2 separate regions of the Homo sapiens genome follow, and region 1 is linked to region 2. The links are chromatin loops, found by intact Hi-C in ENCODE. Cell type or tissue: tibial artery. All regions are shown on one strand. Links, peaks and the distances in the headings refer to the core of each region. The heading gives the core; the rest is flanking DNA. Region 1 has its middle 50 kb from the start of LINC01738. Region 2 has its middle 21 kb from the start of SLC5A9.

Evidence for each region. Peaks named below come from ENCODE experiments on the same cell type or tissue, not always from the same donor. Only the 100,000 strongest peaks of a DNase experiment are listed, where the experiment ranks them.
Region 1: it touches region 2 in a loop (10-fold over the local background); 50 of 110 quality-filtered maps call a loop at or near these places.

What each region holds. Positions count from the first base shown.
Region 1 is chr1:47,731,704-47,744,294 of GRCh38, forward strand. No RefSeq gene overlaps it. Among named protein-coding and RNA genes, the nearest start is that of LINC01738, 50 kb to the left of the region's middle. In tibial artery, for the core only: a CTCF peak has its summit at 7,068 (motif pointing right); no DNase peak of the experiment used is centred there.
Region 2 is chr1:48,195,369-48,207,959 of GRCh38, forward strand. No RefSeq gene overlaps it. Among named protein-coding and RNA genes, the nearest start is that of SLC5A9, 21 kb to the right of the region's middle. In tibial artery, for the core only: CTCF peaks have their summits at 6,995 (motif pointing left) and 8,153; a DNase peak (open chromatin) is centred at 6,953; H3K27ac peaks cover 1,125 bases.

The DNA.
Region 1 (12,591 bases), core at 2,975-10,974, 460 kb before region 2:
GCAATCTTATTTTCCGCCAACAGCAGGATGCTTGATAGCCATCCTTACTTTCCATTTTTTCTCCAAGGCATAGAACCACCTACCCTCTAAAAGATCCCAATTCCTTTTAGTGGGGAATAGTGTTAGAGCCCAGGATCTGAATACGATGTGGGTGTGTGCAGTCTCGGTGCCCAGGATCTGGGATCTGAATACGATGTGGGTGTGTGCAGTCTCGGTGCCCGGGATCTGAATACGATGTGGGTGTGTGCAGTCTTGGTGCCCAGGATATGGGATCTGAATACGATGTGGGTGTGTGCAGTCTCGGTGCTGTGACTCCAGCTCTTCTGTTTGGGTCTCATGTCATGCTGCCCCATGGGACCAAACACAATTGTACTTCAGACTCATGGTGCTCTGCTAGAGGCTGTTCTTTCCACCACTGGCCTTGGGAAGCAACAGAAGCTGTTCTTCCCACCACCACTCTGGCCTAACGTTCCCTTAATTTCTCATAGAAGAGTGGAGATTGTTCATATCTTTTGATGGGAAGGTTCAGGGAAAATGGAGGGGGCATTCTGTAGAGGATAACATAATCTCTACTATTGGGGGTTTCTCTTAGAGCCCTAGAGCCCAAGTCCATTCTAAAGTCAGTTTCAAAGCATTGCCTGCTTACCTCCCTACATGTCTCTGCAGAAGAGAGGCTGGAGCACCCCCCCACATCCCTCATCCTAGCCAGGAATTCACTGAGGATGTGTATGTTACAAGTTTGGCCCAACCACCACAAGGCCCAATGAGAAGTTTTCTCTCATTTCCACTGTCAGGATCGATGGCTGGCCTAGATGGTTGACAGTAGGGATGTCTACTTCCTTACCCATATTTGTAAGAATGAAGCCTTGTCCTAAGTGTCCCAAGACAATTACATCGGAAAGCAACAATCGAACATCAGTCAGCACACTTCCCAAAGCCTGAGTCATTTAGGCTTAAGTAACCTGTGGAGGACATCATAACCGTGGTCAGCTAGACCCAGCCAGCTAACCCAGCCCAGTTAATTATTACCATTGGTCCTTCAGGTATCATGTCTGGACATATCTCCAGACTCTCAGCTTAGACTGTCTGGAGAACTACTATTAAATAAGAACACACACACACACACACACAGACACACACAATCACACACAATGAAGTCTAACTCATATAGAGCAAAGAAATAGTTTTTCTATTTTTGTGTGTTTTTTTAAAGGACAATAAAACCTACAGAAACACAGCCCTCATCACAACAACAAGATCAAATATCCACTTCAAGCTACTTAAATGTTCCCCAAAAAGAAACTGGAGGGTATTTGCTTTATAAGATATTACTAAATGGCCAGTTCATGTATTTTCCCAAAATGAATAGATATTCTGCCCCCAAAGACTGAAATCACATGTAAATTTTTGTTTTTCTAAAAAACTTTATTTTAAAAATTTATTTTAAATTCATATGACCCTAACTATAGAAGTTACAAAAGGATGTACAGTGAAAAGTCTTTTGCCACCCCTGTCTCCAGCCTTTCAGCCATCCTCTCTCCTGACTCCCACTTCTGGAGGACCCAGTGTCTCTTTCCAGAGATATTTTTATTCATTTGTAAATGAATGTGTGTATATGGTCACCCCATCCTGCTCCTTTTTAAGAAACAAATGGAAGCATACAAAAAATTAGTGGGGCATGATGGCAGGTGCCTGTAATCCCAGCTACTCAGGAGGTAGAGGCAGGAGAATCACTTGAACCCAGGAGGCAGAGGTTGCAGTGAGCAGAGATTGTGCCACTGCACTCCAGCCTGGGCAACAGAGCGAGACTCCATCTCAAAAACAAAGAAACAAACAAACAAACAACAAATGGGAGCATACTGTTCACTGTGTTCTTCTCCATCTCACTTTTTGCACCTAACAATGTATTTTGGAGAACATTCCTTAGCAACTCACTAAGATCATTCTTATTCTTCTCCATGGTTGCAAAGAATGGAATTGATGAGTATACCTCAATATATTTAAATGTCCCCTATTAATTAACAATTAGTTTGTTTCTAATTCTTTACTATTACAAACAATGCTACAAATAACAATTTTTGTACTAACATCACTTTGCAGGTGCATAATTATGTCAGCAGGATAAATTCCTAGAAATAGGGAGTTGCTGGTACACAGAGTACATACATATGTACTTTAATTGCCATTCAAGGGAGCAGAACTAGTTTACACTCTCCAGCAATGTGATGTTGGCTTCAACATATCCTTGCCAACATAGTATATTATTGGATTTCTTTTATCACGGCCAGTCTGGTAGGTGTAAAAGAGATCTTAGTGAAGTCTTAATTTGCATTTCTCGTATTTTAATTGTGAACATCTTTCCACACACTTAAGAGTTGTATTTCCTTCTCTCTGAATTGTGTGCTTTATATCCTTTACTTATTTTCAGAGGTAGGGGTGAAGTGTTGATCTTTTTAATCAATTTTCAGAGCTTACATTTTAAAGGAAATTTACTTTTGCCTGTGATATGAGTTAAAAGTATTTTTCTCAGTTCATTATTTGTCCTTCAACTTTCTTATAAATCATTTTTACATATTTACTTTTCCATATGAACTTTATTTAATTTGTATTATTTTAGATTCAATGGGTACATGTTTCATATGAATGTTAGAGTTTGTGAAGTTCCAAAAGAAAATTTTTTTTTTTGAGACGGAGACTCACTCTGTCGCCCAGGCTGGAGTGCAGTGGTGCTATCTCCGCTCACTGCAGCCTCTGCCCTTCACCCCCCACCCCTCTGGGGTTCAAGCAATTCTGGTGTCTCAGCTTCCTGAGTAGCTGGGGTTACAGGTGGCTGCCACTGCACCCAGCTAATTTTTGTATTTTTAGTAGAGACAGGGTTTCACCATTTTGGCCAGGCTGGTTTCGAACTCCTAAGCTCAAGCAATCCTCCCACCTTGGCCTCCCAAAGTGCTGGGATTACAGGTGTGAGCCATAGCACCCAGCCAAGTTCGAAAAAAAAATCTGTTGATAATTTTATTGAGTGTTTTTGCCATGAATAAAATTTATAGTTTTTTTTATAGTCAAACATTAGCTTTTTAAAAATTTGAGACTTCTTGATTTTGTCATATTTAGAAAGGTCATCCTTGTTCTGAAATTATAAAATCATTCTCTCATGCTCCTTTGAACTTTTATTGTTTTACATTCAAATCTTTGATTCATTTGAAATTTATCCTGAAGTAAGGTGTAAGGTTAAACTCAAATTTACTTTGTCCCAGAAGACTACCTAGTTGTTGCCATACCATTTATTAAATAACGCATCTTTTCCCTACTGATATGAAATGCCACCTTCACAATACACTAAATTCCAGTCTGTATCTTCATCTTTTTCTGGACTTTTCATTCTGTTCTGTTGATCTGTCCGTGTGCCAGTACCACATTGTTTTAATCAGCGTGGCTTTGTAAATGTTGTTTTAACTATAGGGCTAGCCATCCCTTATTACGCTTCCTTTTTAGACTTTTACAGAATATTATTGCACACATTTTGCCATATAAACTTTAGAATTGACTATTCAGTTAAAAAAATATTGTTGATCCTTTCATCAAGATTACATTAAATTTTATATTAACTTAGGGATAACTGGCATCTTTATGACGTTGTGTCTTCCCATTCAGGAACATGGGCTAGCCTTTCCCTTTGTTCGAGTATGTTTTCATGTCTCTTGGGAATGTCTTTAGGATTTCTAGTTGAGTTTATTCCTAGATATTTTATCGTTATTGTTGCTATTATAAGTTTTTCCTCCATTACACTATATCTTCGAATTGAATGTTATTTGTATATATTAGAGCTATTTATTTTGTATTCAACTGAATTCCTGAGCCCTCTTAATCTTTCTGTAGATACTTTCTCAGGTTTTCTCTTCTTCATTTCATTTTTTTACACCTCGATTTTGTTCGTCTTGTCTTACTGCATTGATTAGTACTCATGGAGTCTCAGGGGATTCGATTAATACTCTCCTCTTCCCTGCTCAAGACAGGGAAAGTACAAAGCAGACGCCAGCACCAGTTTTATCCACGAGGACTAGTTATTGGAGAATGTGACTCATATCTGTAAGGTAAGGGGATCTTCTAAAACAGACTTACTTACCATGTCATGGGCACTGTGGGATGAGTGTGGATGCTCTCATGTGGTGGAGTGAGTGGCAGCTGCTCCTGTAAGATTCAGGTATGGGGGTGGGTGCAGAGGGGAAGGTGTATTCTCTGTGGGCAGGTCTCTCCCAAAGTAAGGCTCCCAAATACACGAGTCTAAGCCACTCCATTTTCCCTGGAGTGGAGTGAATAAGGGGTGGAGAAAGGCCAGGTGTGTTATTCTGATTGGGCTCCCTCCAAGATGAAGAAAACATCAGAAGTGGAGAAGAAATAGTTCTGCATCCCTGCCTCCTGCAACAAGTAAATTCAGAATAAGCAAAAATAATAGTAGAAGAAGTGGCCATTCTTATCTTTCTCCTGGATTTCAGTGATAGTCCTTTTGTGACATTAAAGCTGATACTGCTTTTCCTTATCCCAAGGAAGATCTACTTAGGAACATCCATCCATTTCCACTCTATTTTGCATTTTGTTTCTTTTTCATCAAGAATTGTTAAGTTCTGTAACATATCTTGTCATTGTCCCTGGGGATCATCATCTGATTTTTCTTCTTTGCTCTTTTAATATGATGAATAATAGTAGATTTCCTAATATTGACCTATCCTTACATTGTGAAATGAATCCCACTTGGAAATAGTAGTATTCTTTTAATGTTCTTCTGTATCCTGATTGTTAATATTTTAATAAAGATTTTGCATCTAAATCTCTAAGTGAGATTACCCTGTAGTTTTCTTTTTGTTTTTGTACAGTATTTATTGTTTTTTTCTAACATTATGGTCCATTTTTGAAAGATGTTTTGAAGATTTCCTTATTTTTTTCTATGCTCTTGAACAATTCAAATAATATCAGCGTCACCCCATCTGGGACCATGTGTCTGTGTGTGTGTTTAATATTCACAATAACTCTACAAGGGAAGCATTATTATTGTCTTCATTATGCAGTTGAGGAAACCAAGGCCCCAAGCAGTTTCTTGCCCAAAGTCACATAATGAATTAGTGGGGATGACACTTGATTCAGGGTCAAGTCAGACTCAAGGTCAGGTCAAACTCAAAGTCAAACTTCTATTTCCCTTATATGCTCCTTCATGCAGCCACTCTCAAGACAGAGAATGTGGGGCTTGCAACAGACAGATCTTGAGACAACATCTCAGTTCTGCCACTTTCCAGAAGTGTGCCCTTGAACAGATCACTTCACCACTTGACATATGTGTTCCGTTCTCTGACAAATAGGTATAATAATGTCCTCTTCCTCATGGGGTTGCTGTGAGGATGCAATGGGGCAGGATACGAGCAAGAACCTAGTGGAGAAGGATTCACATTCAGCAAGTCTTCAATGCTCACCCACCGTATGCCTGGTAATGCCCACAGGGTGTGGAGAGGAGACATGGCCTCAGCCCCTGCTCCTCTGTAATTGCACAGCCACCACACAGGGTGGTCGCTGTGGCATATCTTAAAGTGGTGGGAGTTGGGGAGGAGCAGTCACACCTGCAGTAACAGCTTTCACACAATTGTCCCCAGTGTTTGATTTGCTCCTCTCAGTAGACTGTGATGCTCTGTGGCAGGCCCAGTGGTTGAGATATGTTCCCTAACGCTGGGATCCAATCACATTTCTAAGTACCGAGGAGATGTTGGCTGAGCCCAGGGCAATGGGAAGACATTTGTGATTCCTTCTTGACCTTGAATCTGGTGGGTCTCAGAAGACCTCGAAACTCTCTATCCCCAGAGTAGAAAAAGTCCAAAGACTTCCCAGTTTGATAATGAGCTTTATAGACTATTTGGAGAACCATTTCCCCACTAATGCAATACAATTGTATTAGCTTTAGTTTTCATGTGGTACCTTAGGCCTCTCAACTTGTTCATCCTACATATGTGCTATTATATATGCTTTGACCTGCGTCTCCCATTCTCTCTTCCCTTCTCTACCTGTAGTAACCACTGTTTTATTCTCTGAAAGAACCATCTTAATACAGATTTATTTCATATTTTTAAATATTTCTTTTCTTTCAGATTATTCTAGTATTTTTTAGGTTTATTCTAATTTTTCATTGTAAATGAAACACAAGCTCATTACATTTTCGGGAATAAAGAAAAATAAAAAATGAATTCCGCAGAACAACCATTAAGAATATTTGAGACTATTCTCTCATAATCTTTCCACACATGTATTTTTATTTTACACAATTGAGATAATACTTCCTACACAAGTTGTAAACTGTTTTCCTACCCCCAAATTAGCTCAAAACTAAGTCCTCACGTTATTATACAGCACTTACATGCATTATTTTAGTGGCATACTATTCAAGCAAGTGGATGTGCTATAACTTAGTCTTCTACTGTTGGGCAGGTTGGTTGTTTCTACATGTTTGCCATTACATGCAGTGATGGATTGTGCTTTCTTATTCATGAACCTCTGCCCACATGATGAAATTACCAGACCAGTTTTTGAGGCATTCAGTCCAAACTGCCAGAACAATGCCTGTGGGTTTAGAAAAGCAATAGTAGCTGAGAATAAGAGAAATACTTGTTTCCTTTCACATGCCTTCTCTCATAACTGTAAGTTCCTCTTGATACCTTGCATGGGGTCTTAAATATTGTTGTTACTCATGAAATATTTGCTGTATTGTAATACCAATTGGAATTATTAGCTAAAGTTGAGAAGAGAAAAACAGAACTGGAGAGAAGAAGGGAAAGACAGGTAGATCAAACATTAGAGGGAAATACTTTGAACCACATCTGTCCCTCTCTCTGCCCTGCTGCAGTTTTCTGTTTTAAAGTCTCCACTAGGCACTTAGGGAATTGTAGAAACGGTAATACATTGAATCCAGGAAAATGAAGTGTGAAGACCCAGAGATGTGCTCAGAACATAAGGTGGAGGGGCCAAGGCAGAGTTGGGCCGCACTAGGCTGGACAGCGGTCAAGGGCTCTGGGGTTGGCCCATCTCATAGATGAACTCTAGGTGGCGCTGTGGCCACAAAAGTTTTGGGCTGAGGAATTTTGGCAAAGCTGTTAGGAATCTGTGGGTGGGAGCGAGGAAGGGAGAGAGGTAAAGAAAGAATAGTGGACTGGAGTGAAGGAGACACACACACACACACACACACACACACACACGTAGATGGGTGGGGGGGTGGGGGTGGTGGTGGCAGGAATAAGTGAATGGCTCAGACAGTGCTTGGTCCAGAAGAGAGAAAATAAACTGAGGGATCATCAAATTCATTCATTTACTTAATATAAGCATTGATCAAGCCCCATCTTGTGCCTGTCGCTGGGACAGATGGTGGGGATAAAAGGGCGCTTGAGCAGCCACCTCCCTGAGGTCCTGTGGCTTATGAGAAGTGAGTGTGATGGCCATCCATTAGCCCCCAGTGAATCAGTAGTGGCAGACTTGAGATGGACCCTGAAGAAAGAAAAGGGGGCCTATGAAGGGCTGTGATGAGGAAGTGACCTGGTTTTGTAGAGAAGGAAGGATTGCAGAGATGGTTGCCCAGTGGAAGGTACTAAAGGTGAGATCTGAAGGTAGCCAAGACTGAACCGGGGAGAGAGGATTGCCTGCAGGCTTGGCATGTTCTGCTCTGCTCCTTCTTTCATGTAGGAAGCATGTTGGGGCAGTGTCTGGCCTGCCTTCTAGAGTTTATCCAGAGTTTGTACCCTCTTTGCTCCTATTATTGTAGTTCAGTGGGCATATAGAAGTGATTCTGCAGGAATATGTTTGCTCTGCTGACCCAAATGCTCACCTGGGTGCATCACCCAAAGGACTTGTGTTGGGATAAGTTTTAGGAAGTATGATTGTGGCCATACATCAAAGCAGCCTTTTCAATCTATATTCACCAGTACTGAGGCTGATATTTTTATCTCCTCCTATATGATTCACATATCTGTCTCTCTGTTGGTTTTGAATGGAAGAGATGAGTGTGAATTATTGCCTTAGAGACAGCTAAATGCAGATGTCAGCTAGGTCTGAAACTTGGACAAGAGGTCTCTCTGGACCAGAGAGATAAATGTGAGTCACCAGTGAGAGATGGGAATGGAGGAGAAGAGAAGAGGTCTTAGGCTGAGCCATGGGGAGCTCCAACATTGAAAGGCTGGGAACAGGAAGATGATCTTACCAAGCGATCAAATGAGGGAGAGTAGAAATAAATTCAGGAGGAGGTGTCACTGAAGCCTGTAGAAGAGGGTGTTTCCACATGATTATCTCAATAGGCACAGAATAGGCTTTCAATAAAATCCAACACCGCTTCATGTTTAAAACACTCAATAAACTAGGTATTGAAGGAACATACCTCAAAATATCAAGAGCCATCTATGACAAACCCACAGCCAACATCACACTGAATGGGCAAAAACTGGAAGCATTCCCCTTGAAAACTAGCACAAGACAAGGATGCATTCTCTCACCACTTCTATTCAATATAGTATTGGAAGTCTTAACCAGAACAATCAGGCAAGAGAATGAAATAAGGGACATCCAAATAGGAAGAGAAGAAGTCAAACTATCTGTTTGCAGACAATGTAATTATATGTGTAGAAAACCCCATGGTCTCAGCCCAACAGCTCCTCCAGCGGATAAACAACTTCAGCAAAGTTGCAGGATACAAAATCAATGTACAAAAATCACTAGTATTCCTATATACCAACAATAGCCAAACCGAGAGCCAAATCAGAAAGGCAATCCCATTCACAATTGCCACAAAAAGAATAAAATGCTTAGGGATACAGCTAACCAGTGAGGTGAAAGATTTCTACAATGAGAATTACAAAACACTTCTCAAACAAATCAGAGAAGACACAAACAAATGGAAAAACATCCCAGGCTCATGGATAGGAAAAACCAATATCATTAAAATGGCTACTGCCCAAAGCAATTTACAGATTCGATGCTATTCGTATCGAATTACCAATGACATTCTTCACAGAACTAGAAAAAAAATTTAAAATTCATATAGAACCAAAAAAGAGCCCGAATAGCCAAGGCAATCCTAAGCACAAAGAACAAAGCTGGAGGCATCATGTTACCCAACTGCAAACTATACTATAAGGCTACAGTAACCCAAACAGCATGGTAGGGATACAAAAACAGACAGATAGACCAATGGGACAGAATAGAGAGCCCAGAAATAAGGCCACACATCTATGACCATCTGATCTTCTACAAAGCTGAAAATAACAAGCAATGGAGAAAAGACTCTCTATTCAATAAATGGTACTGAGATAACTGGCTAGCCATATGCAGAAGATTGAAACTGGAACCCTTCCTTATACCTTATACAAAAATCAACTCAAGATGGATTAAAGGCTTAAATGTAAAACCCCAAACTATAAAAAACCTGTAAGACAACTTAGGCAATACCATCCTGGACATAGGAGCAGGCAAAGATTTTATGACAAAGACATCAAAAGCAATCACAACTAAAGCAAAAATTGACAAGTGGGATCTAATTAAACTTAAGACCTCCTGCACAGCAAAAGGAAACTATCAACAGAGTAAACAGACTACTTACAGAATGGGAGAAAACATTTGCAAACTATGCATCTGACCAAGGTCTAATATCCAGCATCTATAAGGAACTTAAACAAATTTTCAAGAGAAAAAAAAACCCATTAAAAAGTGGGCAAAAGACATGAACAGACACTTTTCAAAAGAAGACATACATGTGACCAACAAGCATATGAAAAAAAGTACAATATCACTGATCATTAGAGAAAAGCAAATCAAAACTACAATGAGATACCATCTCACACCAGTCAGAATGGCTATTACTATTTAAAGTAAAAAAAAAAAACAACAGATACTGGGGAGATTGTGGAGAAAAGGGAACACTTATACACTGTTGGTGGGAGTATAAATTAGTTCAACCATTGTGGAAAGCAGTATGATGATTCCTCAAAGAGCTAAAAGCAGAACTACCATTTGACCTAGCAATTCCATTACTGGGTATATACCCAGAGGAATATAAATCATTCTACCATAAAGATACATGCACATGAGTGTTCATTGCAGCAGTATTCACAATAGCAAAGATATGGAATCAACATAAATGCCCATCAATGGCACAAGATAAAGAAAACATGGTACATATACACCATGGAATACTATGCAGCCATAAAAAAGAATGAGATTATGTATTTTGCATGAACATGGATGGAGCTGGAGGCTATTATCCTTAGCAAACTAACTCAGGAACAGAATATCAAATACCACATGGTGTCACTTATAAGTGGGAGCTAAGTTATAAGAACCCGTGGACACAAAGAAGGAAACGATAGACACTGGGGTCTACTTGATGGTGGAGGCTGGAAGGAGGGAGAGGAGCAGGAAAGGTCACTATTGGGTACTGGTCTTAATACCTGGGTAATGAAATAATATGTAAAAACAGACCCCTGTGACGTGTGTTTACCTGTGTAACAAACCTTCACATGTACCCCCAAACCTAAAATAAAAGTTAAAAAAATTCCCATTAACCGATGGGAGCACTTTGGTTTATAAGAAAAGGCACTTGGAGCTTAGGAGAAAAACTAGCATGGTATATGAGCTTTCCCTTACTGCCTCCCTCATACCTTGTAAATTGTCACAGAAGTCTCCCTCACTAGATTCAGTTTTAGAACAGGAACATAGTTTATTTTTGTTAAATCAATCAAATACATTTACCAAATACTGCTTAACAAAAAAAAAGAAGGTGTCTGTTAGGTTAAGAGAAAGGGAGGCCGTTGGTGACCTTAGCAAGCCATGTTTGGGAGAGTGATGGGGGTCGTATAAGCTGGATTGCAGTGGGGAAGAGAATGGGAGATGAAACAGAGGTAGCTAGTGTAGACAATTCTTTTGAGGAGTTTGTGTGAGGTGTAGGAGTAGGCACCTGTCATTCTTTTTGGTTGCCCAGTAACTGCATCATCTCCCTATTTTTGGAGAATTCTCTACCTATGAATCTTGCTGAGAAACAGAGCCTGTCTCACATTACACATGAGGAAGGTACCAGATAAATACAGTACCTGTCTTCCCAGCTGGCCTGGAGTGGGGATGAACATAGGACAAGGCTTATGTATCAGAAGTGTTATCCCAGACTCAAAATCAGGAACAAGTAATGCACAAGAGGAATGTGTTCTGAGAGCACTGCTGGCTGTAAAATGATGAGTTCCTGGGATAGCAGAGCTAGCTACAGTGGTGTAAGCAGGGCTCACCATGGCACCAACAGAAAGGGAAGCGGTGGTAGTGGTAGTGGTGATGGTGTTAGTGGTGGTGATGGTGGTGGTGGCAGTGGTGGTGATGGTGGTGGCGGTGGCAATGGTAGGGGCAGTGGCGATGGCAGGGAGGTGGCAGTGATGGTGATGGTGATGGTGATGGAGGTGATGGTGATGGCCATGTTGGTGGAAGTGATGGTGGTGGTAGTGATGGTGGTGATGGTGATGGTGGTGGTGGTGGTGGTAGTGATGGTGGTGGTGGTGATAATGGTGACGGTGGTGATGGTGGCGGTGGTGGTGGTAGAAGTGGTGGTGGTGGTAGTGATGGTGGTGGTGGTGATAATGGTGATGGTGGTGATGGTGGTGGTGGTGGTGGTAGTGGTGGTGGTGGTGGTGGTGATGGTGATGGTGGTGGCAGTGGTGATAGCGGGAGTTGTGTTGGTGATGGTGGTGGTGGTGGTGGTGGTGATGGTGGTGGTGGTGATGGTGATGGAGGTGGTGATGGTGGTGGCAGTGATTATGGTGATATTGGTGGTGGTGGCCATGACGGGGGTGGTGGCAGTGATGGTGATGGTGATGGAGGTGATGGTGGTGGTCGTGTTGGTGGAAGTGGTGGTGGTGATGGTGGTTTTAGAAGCAGACCCAAACTGGTTTCTCCAGCCTCCTGGCAATTCTGTAAGCCAACCAAGTATGTGCGCACCTGTTAATTATGTATGTATGTATGTATGTATGTATGTATAGCTTTAAAAGTACACTTTATTGAGGTACAAGTCAATGAATTTTGAAAAATGTGTACCCCTATGTGATCACTTTTGTAATCAAGATATGGAGCACTTCCATCACCCCAAAAAGTTGCCTTGTGCCCTTTTGCAGTTCATTTCCCACCGACTTCTGGTCCAAGGGAACTGCTTATTGGTTTCTATATCTATAGTTTTTCCTGTTCTAGAGTTTTATACAAATTCAATCAATATTGTTGTATCTGACTTCTTTCCCTCAGCTTAATGTTCTCGAGAGTCATCCATGTAGGTGTGTGCCTACCTACAGTAAACATGTTTATCTACAGTGGTTAATGCTTTCTTGGTGCTGGATCATATTCTGCACTATTTAATATACTGCATGTGCTTATCCACTCACCTGTTGGTGAATATTAAAGCCATATCCAGTTTTTGGCTACGATGAATAAGGCTGCAATGAACATTTGTGTACAGGTCTTTTTGTGGACATATGTTTCAATATCCTTTTAATCAGTTCCATTTTTGCTTAAATCAGCAAGTGTTGGCTCCTGTTACTTGTAGCTAAG
Region 2 (12,591 bases), core at 2,119-10,118:
CTGATATTGGGAAGTGTGTGCAGTATCTATGAGCAAGTCAGCTTCTGAATACTAAATCCAGGAATTAAGCAAACCTTCCCATTCCAGCACTGGAATTCTTGCACCACCAGGGATTCTCCCTGATGGCATATGCCCAAAGGCAGTTGGGGGCACACGGTCTGTGTGGGTTGCTTGACTCCCAAGAGAAGAATCCGTGGCTATCCCCATCAATAATAGGAAAACAGCAACCTTTCAGTACAGCTCTATTCCGCTTTCACGAGGCTATTCCACAGCACCATGGTTTAACACGGTTTAAAGTCACATGAGATACGACAGGTGAAAGAGCTAAGGACAAGCCACGCCAAAATATGCCGCTTTGACATATTAATTATTTCCAGCTGATGACACTTGAGAAACAGCAGATGCAGGAAGAGTCATCTAACGGCTCCTTTTCTACTGAAAACAAGCCACAGAATTTTCCATGAGAAAGATTCCCTCCCTGTGCCAGGAAGAGAAGAATACCCTTATCACCAGAGACTGGGAATCAATGCCGAAATGGATCTGTACAAACAAACATACTAAAATAACCCTTATCTTCCACTAGTTTTATTCCCTGCCCCACCACCACCATATATCTCCTAGTGACTTCTCCACAACTTACAGCTCCTAGTTCAAACCCTTTTGTCTTGTCATTTCTTCACAAATGTATTGTTGGGGCTCAGAAACAGATACCCCAAATTCAATGCGTTGACAGGCTGAACAGAAGAAGCCTCAAGGTTTCTCTGACCTTCTCCCTCTGCTGTCTCTCCCAAGGAAGGTGAAGTTCCTTTATCCATACAGTCTATTGTTTTTTTTTTTTGTTTTTTTTTTTCCTTTTTCTGGAGAACGGGGTCTCGCTATATTGCCCAGGCAGGTCTCGAACTCCTGGGCTCAAGCTATCCTCCCGCCTCTTAGCCTCCCTGAGAGCTGGGATTACAGGCGTGAGCCACCGCGCCCGGCCCCATACAGTCTAAAGATAGAGGAATTTCCTTTATCCATACCTACTTCCCCTTCCTGTAAGACCACAAATGTGACCACACCAGAACAGGCCCTTTCACTGTCAAAGAGAACTATTTACAAGTTACTCTCAGTTCCAGAATCCATTCATTCTCCTTCATAATCCTTTATTGCCCCTCAATGGAATTCCTCTTCTCACCACTCCCATAACCTGTTGTCAGGATGTTACATAAGCTTCTTAACCCCATTGCAAGTGAGTAGTCACCCTGTAATTCCCTCCATGTGCACTTTCTGTGCATGTTGCATGAAGGCAGTTCACTTCTTAAATTTGTGTGCATTTTATCCTATTAAGCTGTCTCATGTCGGTGATTTTTCAGTGAGCTTTCCCTACAGTATCATTTCTTTATTTAAATGATATAAAAGCTTTCTGTTCCAGTCACTCCTTCAGGTCTTTGTCCTCTTATAAAGATCCCCATATATGCAGTGGCTCATGCCTGTAATCCCAGCACTTTGGGAGGCAGGCAGATCACCTGAGGTCAGGAGTTTGAGACAAGGCTGGCCAACATGGCAAAATCCCATCTCTACTAAAAATACAAAAAAAAAAAAAAAAAAATTAGCTGGGCGTAGTGGTGGGCACCTGCAATCCCAGCTACTTAGGAGACTGAGGCAGGAGAATTGCTTGAACCCAGGAGGTGGAGGTTGCTATGAGCCAAGATCACACCACTGCATCCAGCCTGGGTTTGGGAGCAAGAGTCTATCTAAAAAAAAAAAGAAAAAAAAAGGAATAAAGTTTGCATGCTGTTCTTCTGTTAATCTGTTTTATGTCGGTTTCATTTTTGGGCCTAGCTAGAAACTCTAAGAGGATAGAAAATTTTTTCCTCTCCCACATATGCATAGGTTTGAATAGAATACTGCTCCTCAAGCTGATGAAACCCCAGCTCCTTTAGGGCTCTATGGGTGGATGTGTTCTTTATCATCCAATTATTAAGATTAAATTCCTGCAACTCAGATTGGGCCGGGCAGAACAAACGTGGCGATTGGCAAAGCACGTGGTTCCTAAGACAGCCTGGGAAAATTTCTTTCTCCCCCAGTCACATGCCCCAGAAACCTTCCCTACCTACTCATTGGCCTTTTATCAACATCAAAGCCTTCCCATCAGGAAGTAAAGATGTTACCCCAACCCACACAGAAGTTAAGGAAAGAGCAATGAAAAATGGATACTACATGCTTTTTGTTAACCTAAAAGGAAAAAAAAAAAGACTGAGGCAAAATTAATATAAGTAGAGAGTTTACTGGGGCCACATTTGAGGACTGAAACCCAGGACCATAGATTCAAGTTGCCCTGAATATACACTCTGATTGGCAACAGTTACAAGTTATTTTTTTGTTTTGTTTTCTTTTGTTTTTTGAGATGGAGTCTCTCTCTGTCACCCAGGCCGGAGTGCAATAGCACAATCTTGGCTCTATGCAACCTCCATCTCCCAGATTCAAGTAATTCTCCTGCCTCAGCCTCCCTAGTAGCTGGGTTTACAGGCACCCGCCACCACTCCCGGGTAAATTTTGTATTTTTGTTTTTAGTAGAGATGGGGTTACACCATGTTGGCCAGGCTGGTCTTAAACTCCTGACCTCAAGTGATCCACCCACCTCAGCCTCCCAAAGTGCTGGGATTATAGGCATGAGCCACTGCACCCAGACTCAAGTTGGTTGTTTTCTTTTGTTTTGTTTTTTCAGACCAGGTCTCACTCTGTCACCCAGGCTGGAGTGCAGTGGCGCAGTCATGGCTCACTGCAGACTTGACCTCCCAGGCTCAAGTAATCCTCCCAACTCAACCTCCCAAGTAGCTGGGACAACAGGTAAGCACCACGACATCTGGCTAATTTTTAAATTTTTGGTAGAGACAGAGTCTCACCATGTTGCCCTGATTGGTCTCAAACACCTGGGCGCAAGCAATCCACCTGCCTCGACCTCCCAAATTACTGGGATTATAGGTGTGAGCCACTGCGCCTGGCCACAGGTCAAGTTTTAAAGGAAAAAAGGAGGAAGTTTCTATGTTGTTTATCAAGATGTTCTTAAAATAACATAAGCTATTGATTGGCTATACATTGTTCTTTGTATCACGAATTTCAGAAACATGAAGATAATGAGTGAGGCAACTAGTCAGGAACAAAATATCTTTAAAAAATTGCCCCCAGATATAGGTGCAGGGTGGAGGTGGGGGTGACTGATGTCCTAAACTCTTGTTTCTCTGGGCCTGATAAGTCTTCTATACCTCACATGACTCAGACTGCTCTGAGTTATTTTTTCTTCTCATTTCCTAAAAGCAAAATCTGATGGATAGCACAAAGGTCTTGCAATCTAGAAAGAAAATTCAGCCATTCTTTCAATAATTATGTAACCACCCCACAGATTCTCCTTACCTACTTCCCAGATACAGCCAGTTTATCAAGACAGGGGAATTCCAATAGAGACAGAGTTTAATTCACGCAGAGCCAACTGAACAGGAGACTGAAGTTTTATTACTCAAATCCATGTTCTCAAAAATTCAGAGGCTTGGGCTTTTCAAGGACAGGGGAGGCAGGGGAACAGGTTCTGCTGATTATTTGAGGATGCAATCCTAGGGGTGTGGAACACGGTTGCAGTACACTGAGTCTGCTTCTGGGTGAGGGCCACAGGACCAGTTAAGTCCAGAGTCGTGGGTCCAGGTGGGGCCATCCAGTCATCATAAATGCAAAAGCCTGAAAAGACAACTCAAAAGGCCAGTCTTAGGTTCTGCAATAGTGATGTTATCTGCAGGAGTAATTGAGGAAGCTGATTTCCAGAATAATGACTAGTCATCATTTATACCTACATCTTAGCCGAATTCAGCCTCCTCTCATCCTCCTAACCTGATGGTCTTAGTTTTACAAAGGTGGTTTAGTTTGGGGAAGGGCTATTATTATTTAAACTATATACTAAATTTCTCCCAAAGTTAGCTTGGCCCAAGCCCAGGAATGACCAAGGTTAAGGGTAAGATGGGGGTTGATTAGATAAGATCTCTTTCTCTGTCATAATTTTCCCACTGTTATAGTTTTTGCAAAGGTTGTTTCAATTAGGGATTTTCTATGTGTCTGGCACTGTGCTGGGGATAATACAACGAGCAAACAAAGGCCAATCCCTGTTCTCTGGAGCTTGTGGGAAGAACACGGATCTTTGAGAGCTCAGAGTAAGGGAGTGGGCCCAGGAGAACTCACTGGCCAAAAGCAAGAGCATGTGCAGAGGTCCTGCAGTGGGAAGAAGTACAGGACATTGCCAGGAAATCTAAGACAATAGCAGGTGAAACATAGCAAAATAGAGGGAGATTTGAGGCAAAATGAGGCTGCAAGGCAGACTGGGCAGGGTCTAGTAGACTATGTTCAGGAATTTTAGCTTTATTCTGAGAGTTCTGGAAAATCACTGAAAGGTTTTAAGCAGAGTGTAAGATTTGGGAAGGACATACACAAATACTCATTTGAAACTATCTCTTTGGCTTGAGTGTGAGAAAAGATTGGAGAAGGGAGGAAAGGCCAGGTCAGTGACTCTGCCATCACCTAAGTAGTCAGTTAACAAACGCTCCATCTAGCCTGCCCCACACGTGCCTGCAACAGGCAGAGCAAAGTAAGGCAAACTCAATCCCACTCTCAAGCAGCTCAATCTTTTCTTCTGCCCACATTTGCCCCCATCCAGTGCTACTTTAGAGACATTCCCTTTTCTCCTTTCTTCTTATTTCCTCAGGGCTAAAGCCTGATAAATAGAGTCTGGCTTTCTAAGCAGAGATCTGCATTTAGGGAAAAGAAATAACACACAGCAACCCCACCCCTCAGTTTTACATTTTTTAACTTAAACAATTCTCTTTTTCCAGCAGAAAAGCCAGGATGTCACTGTTTATTCACAGCCAGGTCTCCACTCTGCACACTAAAAGTCACCGTAGTGTTTGCAGTCCTCACTCAAGCAGTGAGTGTAAAAGGAATTCCATCTGTCTCTAAAGATCTTTTGACAGGAATGAAAGACCTGTGAGGCAGTGGTTTATTCACCACAGCATCTTGATAGCTCAAGCTAAAAAAAAAAAAAAATGGCTAGCAGGCTGACATTACCAAAGCAGACACTACTTCTCTTTTAAAATTGGTTTTCCTGAGGCTAAATGCTAAACTTTATAGTTTTTGTAATTAAATATTATCCTGATAGAGTCAAATCAATTATAGCAGATAATAACTGCTTTGCTTTTGATTCTCTGGATAATGAATTAGTTGTCCTTACCAAATCTGATAGCCCTTTGGCAAATTCTTTATTCAAATCACTCAACACGTTTGTCAAGAAAGAACGTGGTTAAGTCCCTGGAAGCCTGCCTCCAGATTGCCATGGTAGCATCAGCTACTGCAGAGTCATCAAACATACATTTCTCCATATTTCCCTCAAGAGATTTTTGGAAAATGTCCTTTTGAAACACCAACATGAAAAGCTTTGACTGCTGGGCCCATTACATAATTGATGCCTAAGAACTACTTAATTGTTTGGTCAATAGATTCTCTTAGATCTGTTAATCAATTAATCTTAAAAACACAGGTAAAGCAGTAAGGCATGTCTCACATGACTTAGTCTCAACGAGACCCACTGGCTTCCATCACTCCCTGTTTCTTCCTCCAAGTAGTCGCAGTGGATCCTTTAATAACCTGTGAGTCTCCCTTGACATTCAAGCATACATGGGTGTATGTTTACACTCCATTTATTTACCCATCTCAAAGGGAGCCCCATTCCCTTCTGCCCCTCCTGCCCCTCCTTTCTTGGCTCTGCAGCTCTCCAGTTCCTATGGGGGCACCATAATCTTTCTCCCAGACTAGTGGTTTCAGTGATACTCTTCTGCAGACCAGGCTCTCTCTATTTTCCTACAAATACAGATTCCCTCTAGTCAGGCACCAGTCGCCTCTTCTTGGACCCAGCCAAGCCCATTACAAAGGAGAGACATGTCCCTCCTCAAATTTTGGTTAAATACCATGATAATGTGTTGAACATGCTCCCAGCATTTCTTACTCATTGACTGATACTGTCCCTCTGCTTGGACCCTATCTTCTCTTCTTTTTTAACAAAACCCCATTTATTCTTCCTGCCTAGCTCAAACCCAACCGTCTTTAGAAAGCCTTCAATAGTATTCTCACTCGATGAGATGTATTCTTCTTTAAAGCCTTACATCAGCATTGTAGGAAGGTTTTAGAGTCCGAGGCTCACCTAGATGGGCATCTAAATTCTCTGCCACAAATAACAAACCATTTGGCCACTCTGAGCCTTGGTTTCTTCAGCTACAAAATTGCATAGGAATTCTTTGAGGATTAAATCACATTTTAAAGTGTTTTACACCTGGCTAGCACTCAAAACTAAAAGCAACTATCGGTATTATTTATTTTGATCTCTTGCTGTAATTAGGCTCACTTTTATTATAGTGTTTATAAATTCATTTTTGCTTCCTCCTGCACTTCCTCCCCTTCTCCACTGTGAGAAACTTGGGAGACAACCTAACTAATCTTTAGAAGCCCAACCTCAAAAAGGGGCTAGGATGGAGAGCATTTATTACTAGAAAAACTGACATTATCTAGAATTCTCTGTTGTACAATTCAGAAACCATGTGTGTGGTTATTTATATTTAAAATTAAAAATAAATTAACTTTAAAATTGTGTTCCTTGGCCACACTGGCTACATTTCAAGTGCTCAGTAGCCACATGTGGTTAATGACTAAGATTTTAGACAGCACAGACAGAACATTTTCATCATCGTGGAAAATTCTATTAAACCACACTGGTCTAAATTCTAAATGCAATGACGTACTGTTCAGCAATAGCTCAGACTTCCAGCTGCCCAGAAAATCCCCATCTGATGCTAACACTGCAGGCAGATGGGGTCACACATAAAATAGTATATGGAAATACCACTAATGCTTTACTCCTCATCCCTGAATGGGAACGCCTCTGAAAGATGCTGAAACCTGCCCCATTGCGCCACCTTGTGCCCAACCCTTGATATTGCACATTCAATGTGCAAATAATTCTTACATATCCACCATCCCACAAAAAGCCGCAGAGAAGAGAATGTCCTGGGCTTACACAAAGCAACTTCCTAAATGCAATGGACTTTCTGAGTTACTACCTCTCCATGGCAAGGGCTTATGAAACACACACAGATCTCTCCATGCTCTGAACTCCTGTCTCAATGAAAGTCATGAGGGTTGTTGGTGTTTACCCAGGCATTTTACACTTGACTCATCTATTACTGACCGTAAGCATGTAGCAGTGGCACGTGAACTATCACCCCCAATCCTCACAAAAGTCATGCAGTCCCCATCATTATTTTCACTGGATTAGGAAGGAGAGACTTTGAAGAAAGCCATTTGCTCAAGGTCATACAAATAGTAAGACAAGGAGTGGAAAATCAAACCTAGATCTGACTCCCCAATTGCCCAGCTTTCTCTGTTCCCAGATCTAGCTGGAACTTCACTGGAGGAAAGGGATTTGATCTCCACCTTCTTCTGAACCAAGAAAGGTGTAGCCCAGAACTGGGAAGTGAGCAAATTCCTAAGAGGGATGAGCTAGTGAGCTGGAAGGGAGTATTTGTCACAAATAGCAGCTTCCTTTGCCCGACACCCATTTGCTGTATGATAATGGGCTGCGATGGACAGATGGACCAAGAGTCCTGAGATTCAGAGAGAGTTTAAAGAGAAAGCCATAACATTTCAGCCAGTTTCATTATATTTCTGAGATATTATCACAGTGTTCCAGAGAATGTTTACAAAAGTTTCAGAGATATAGATACTTGTGGATTTTCAGAGAGAGAGAAAGATTGGGAGAGTTACACAGAGAACTTAAGAAAATTCAGAACAAGGTAGAGAATAAATAAAAAGTCAGATAGGGTCAGAGATTTTTCTCATACGTCGGCTCCTACTTGCCAGGAACGTCTCAGAGAATGTTCAACATCTTGCTGCAAAATGAAAAGCCCAGTGAATTCCTTGGCTATCTACAAATATTGTATATGGAAGTTAGCCTTACATGGAGAATGAGATGGGGGTAGAAGGGAGTGGAGAAAGGACAGGTACCTAGTGATCTGCCTCATGGCCCAGAAGGCAGGTGGGATGGGAGATGTTAAAGTGTGCTCTACTCCTCCCCACTGTGGTCATCTTTTGTACTGCATATTCTGAAAAAGCCTTTTTTTGTAGGCAAGCTATTTATTGATAATAAAAAATGCGTCATCAGAGAAGACAATCTGGAAAAATACATAAAGGTGCAAAGAAGGAGTAATTCAAAATTACCTTCTTTGATATATTGAGAATAGCACTTTTTCTGCTAGTACATATGTGTGAATGTATATATGCAATATATGAATGGTTTTGATTTTACAAATATATGGTACGTACTCACATATTTACAAATGGAAATCATACTATCTGTAATGCACAAATTATCACACTAAACATAAACCATTTTTTCTCTTTTTATTTACTTAATATTATAAGCACTTTTTCATGTTAAGCAGTCTTTGAAAACACTAACTGCCTGTGTAACATCCCATTCCATCAATGATTCTCAAACTCTAGCAGGTATCAAAATTACCTTGAGGGCTTTAGGAATTCTGAGCCTCACTCCAAGAGTTTCTGAATCAAGAAGTATCAGCTAGGACAAGAATCTGCATTTCTAACAATTTGCCCAATAATGCTGATCTTGCTGGTCTGGGAACTACAAAGTTGTTCACTACGTTATACAAAAATTCCCTTATAGCTGAATATTTAAATTGTTTTTATTTTTAACATGAAGCCACCCCTAGCCCCACCTGGGGCCTCTCAGAGCTTTGTCAGGACCAAGTACCTGGACCTGGTGTTAAATCTGAGTAAAATCTTAATACATGATAATTTTCATAGAATAAATTTCTACAATGGAAATAACTAACTACAAACTTATGAACGTTTTGGAGACTTAATATGTATGTTCAAGCTGACACAAATAACTGATACCAAAGTGTGTTAAAGGAAAAGACATGGGCCTGGAGGTCGGAAACCTGTGTTTAAATCTTGCCCTGCCACTTGCTTGCTGTCTGACCTCGGACAAGTGACTGGAACTCCCTGAGCCTCGGTGCTATAATTACCACATCAAATATAAACAGGAATGGCCTTCTTTTAAGGTCTTGAACTCAGCCCAAATTCTCCAGCCCTATCTTCTGTCTCAGATAGAATACTGGAGTTGGAAGGAACCTAAGACTGTATCTTGCACACCATGAAGGGTCAGTTTCCCATCCTCTGAGCCTAGGGAGCCATCTATACTTACAACATTCACATCATTTATAACAGTACATTATAAGCAGTTGTTTAAGGGTCAGCCACCTTCCAAGTCAGAGCACGAGGTCATTGAAAGAGATTAGGCCTGGTTCATTTCTGAGTCCCAAGTGGCTATTGCATACATGGCAGATAGTCGCGAAATGTTTGTTGACGGAATTGTGAGGAAGGAGCTCAACCTCCACCATTCCCAAGAAGCCCTGGCATGAGATGATGAAGAGAAAAGAGCATAGCCCTGTAGCTGGGAGCCTTGGGGGTACATCTCAGTCTTCCCATAAATTCACTGAGACCCTGAGAAACTGCCTGACTCCCCCTCAGTTTCTAAGGAATCCCTTATCCCTAATTACCACACAGGGCTAGTAGGTGAAGATAAGAACGTGGTGTGTCGTTTAGACTATAAAGGGTGGTATGGCTGGGACTCCTAAGATCCTCCAGCACCATTATCTGTTCCTGATTTTTACAATTTCAGATTCTTGACAGGGCACAAGATCACCCAAAATAATGACAGTGTTTCCCACCCTGCTTCCCGGCTGGATAAGACCACATGACTAAGTTCTGAGCAACAGAATAATAGTGGAAAGGTTATGTGCAATTTCTAGGAAGTATGCTCTGGAATACTGAGGCAATGGCTGGAGTTTGAGCAGCCATGTTAACAATGAGATGGAATATGGTAGAGAAGAAAGATAAAAGGGGCTGTGCACCTTTAAAAATTGTGAATTATCCTACCAGTCCTGTTCTATCTATCTCCAGACTTACATGAAAAAAAAAAATCTTTCCTGCTTAAGCTACTCTTAACTTGGGCATGTATTATAGCCAGATTAATCGCAGCTGATACATATGGTGCTGCTAATGACAATATTTACATTGAATTACACTTTATACTTTATAATAGCTTTCAGGGGAAAGGAAGAAATTAATGTAATATTCACTCATTCATTTATGTGATGAAACAATGACCATCACTGTGTGTCAGGCCCTGGGCCACGTGCCAGGAACAGAAATGAAGCTGGTAAAACCCCTGCCTCCCATGAGCCCACCACTAGCAAGGGAAACAGATGAGCAGTCATGACACAATTGAGCGGTGTGGTAATGAGGGAAGCATGGGCAACTGTGGGGTGCCATAGGACCCAGGATCTAGGAAAAGGCATGACGTCCGGGATGGATGGGAATGGTGGCAGGAGCTGTGGCTCCAGATCCCAGGCTCTGCCTCCGATTGCTAATCCCAGGCTCCTCTGAATCTCCTTGGCTCAATTCCTATGGAGGCATTAGGGAACCTGTGGCCTGTATTTTCCCTCCCAGTGAGGACCAGATGCTGGTTGAAGAGCTCCCCAGAGTCTTGTTGGGATAACTGCAGTCTCTGCTTTCTGTAGAGGATGTGACAAGGTGAGCTTCAGACTCAGGCAGAAGCCACCCCAACTTAAGGCCTCTTGGGGCTCTGGGATTTGTCAGCACCGAGTAGCTGGACCTGGTGTTCCAGGGTGAACACCAGTGTGGAGCCAGGAGAAGCCGTTCACCTGTGAATGATAACAGGGCCAGCACCAACTCCTACTGACTGAGCATTTCTGTGTCAGACCAAGGGGTCTGTGCTTTACACACTCACTTCATACCTCAAGATGACTGTGTGAGGTAAGCCTTGCTGTCCCCATTTCACCTACAGAAAAGCTGAGGCTGGGGAGGGAAAATGAGTTGGCCAGCCTCACACACCTGTGACTGCCCTGCCCGGGCCAGGCTCAGATTCACACGCCTGACTTTTAAAGCCTGGGACTTGAGCCCTCATGGATAATTTAGTCTATCACACTTGAGAGTTCCAAGGTCATTAGAAACTACTGCAGACATCACTTCACAGATGAGGAAGCAGGGACTCACAGTGACATACAGTCTTATCCGGGGTCATCAATGTGCACTCATGACTACTCCATAGTGCTTTCCCAGACAAGCTACCAATAGTGTTTGTGTGTGGGGGGAGGGGGGTGGTGTGTGCATGCGCGGGTGTGCATCTGCTGGACACACCCATGCATGAACTGTAACTCAACACCAAGACCTACTTTCTAAGGTCCAAATGATGGCCATGTCTCTAGTATTAGCTGCCCTTTCCTCCTGTCTTTGTGTGTGGATGCATTGTTTTATTTTTATTTTTTCAGCTTTATTGAGGCATAATGAACAAATAAAAATTATATCTGCTTAAGGTATATGGTGTGATGACTTGATATAGGTATACAGTGTGAGATGATTACCACAATCAAGTTAATTAATACATCTATCACTTCACATAGTTACCATTGTGTGTGTGTGGTGAGAACACTTATGATCCACTCTCTTAGCAATTTTTATATAAACAATTCAGTATTATTAACCACAGTCACCATGCTGTACATTAGAGCCCCAGGACTTACTCGTCTTACAACTGCAAGTCTGTACTCTCCTCCTGTCTTTAGAAACCTGTTTGCCCAGGTACATAGCAGCTGGGCTGCCAGCAGCAACAACAGCTCCCAGCCCTGAGCTGGGGTCTTCCTTCCACATCTGACCCTGGGGGCCTGGAGCACTCTGAGCCCAAAGCAAGACCTCTCTGTTCCAGAACCAAATCTGGTAGCAAAGCCAAGTGCTGTCCCTCAGAGGCCTGGGCCCCGTAGACTGGAGTGAGACTTCTGGGCCTTTCCAACCGCCTCACCTGGGAGTGGAGCTAGGCCACATCCATAACCTTCACAGCCCTCCTGGCACTGTCAGAGCAGCTGTCAGAGGCCAGCAGGAGCTGCTCCATGCCTGGGGAGCTGCTGCCCAGGAGACTGGGCCAGAGAACTAGGGCCCCAGGAGGTTTTATCCAGGCCAGGCTGCAGAGGGCTGCACAGGTAAGAGTTGTCCGGGGCTGGCAGCAGTGAGGTTTCAGTGGCTAGAGTGTACCATTCTCCTTCATTTGCCTTCCTTTCTTTTCTCCACCCTTGGGTTCCTGTCACCATCCTCCTCAGACCTACTCACCTACATAACAATCCTTTCCTCTTGGAATTGAGCATTTAGCCTGTCCACATAGGGTCTCCTTCCACACCCCCGCCACCAGCACTTTGCCATCTGACAGGGAAGCACCCTGAGGCCTTGGCCCTGTTGGTTGAGGGGGGCATACTGTGAAGACAGAGAGCACCTCTCATGGTCTGCAAGGACCCCGTGAGCTTCTTCTCCCCCTGTACCCAGTGCAGAGAGCAGAGGCACTGTTTCCACAATGCCAGGGGCATCACTGGTACTGTATTCTTGGGTAATGGTGCTCCCTGGAGTTGTGCAGTGGGACAGCCTGACACAGGG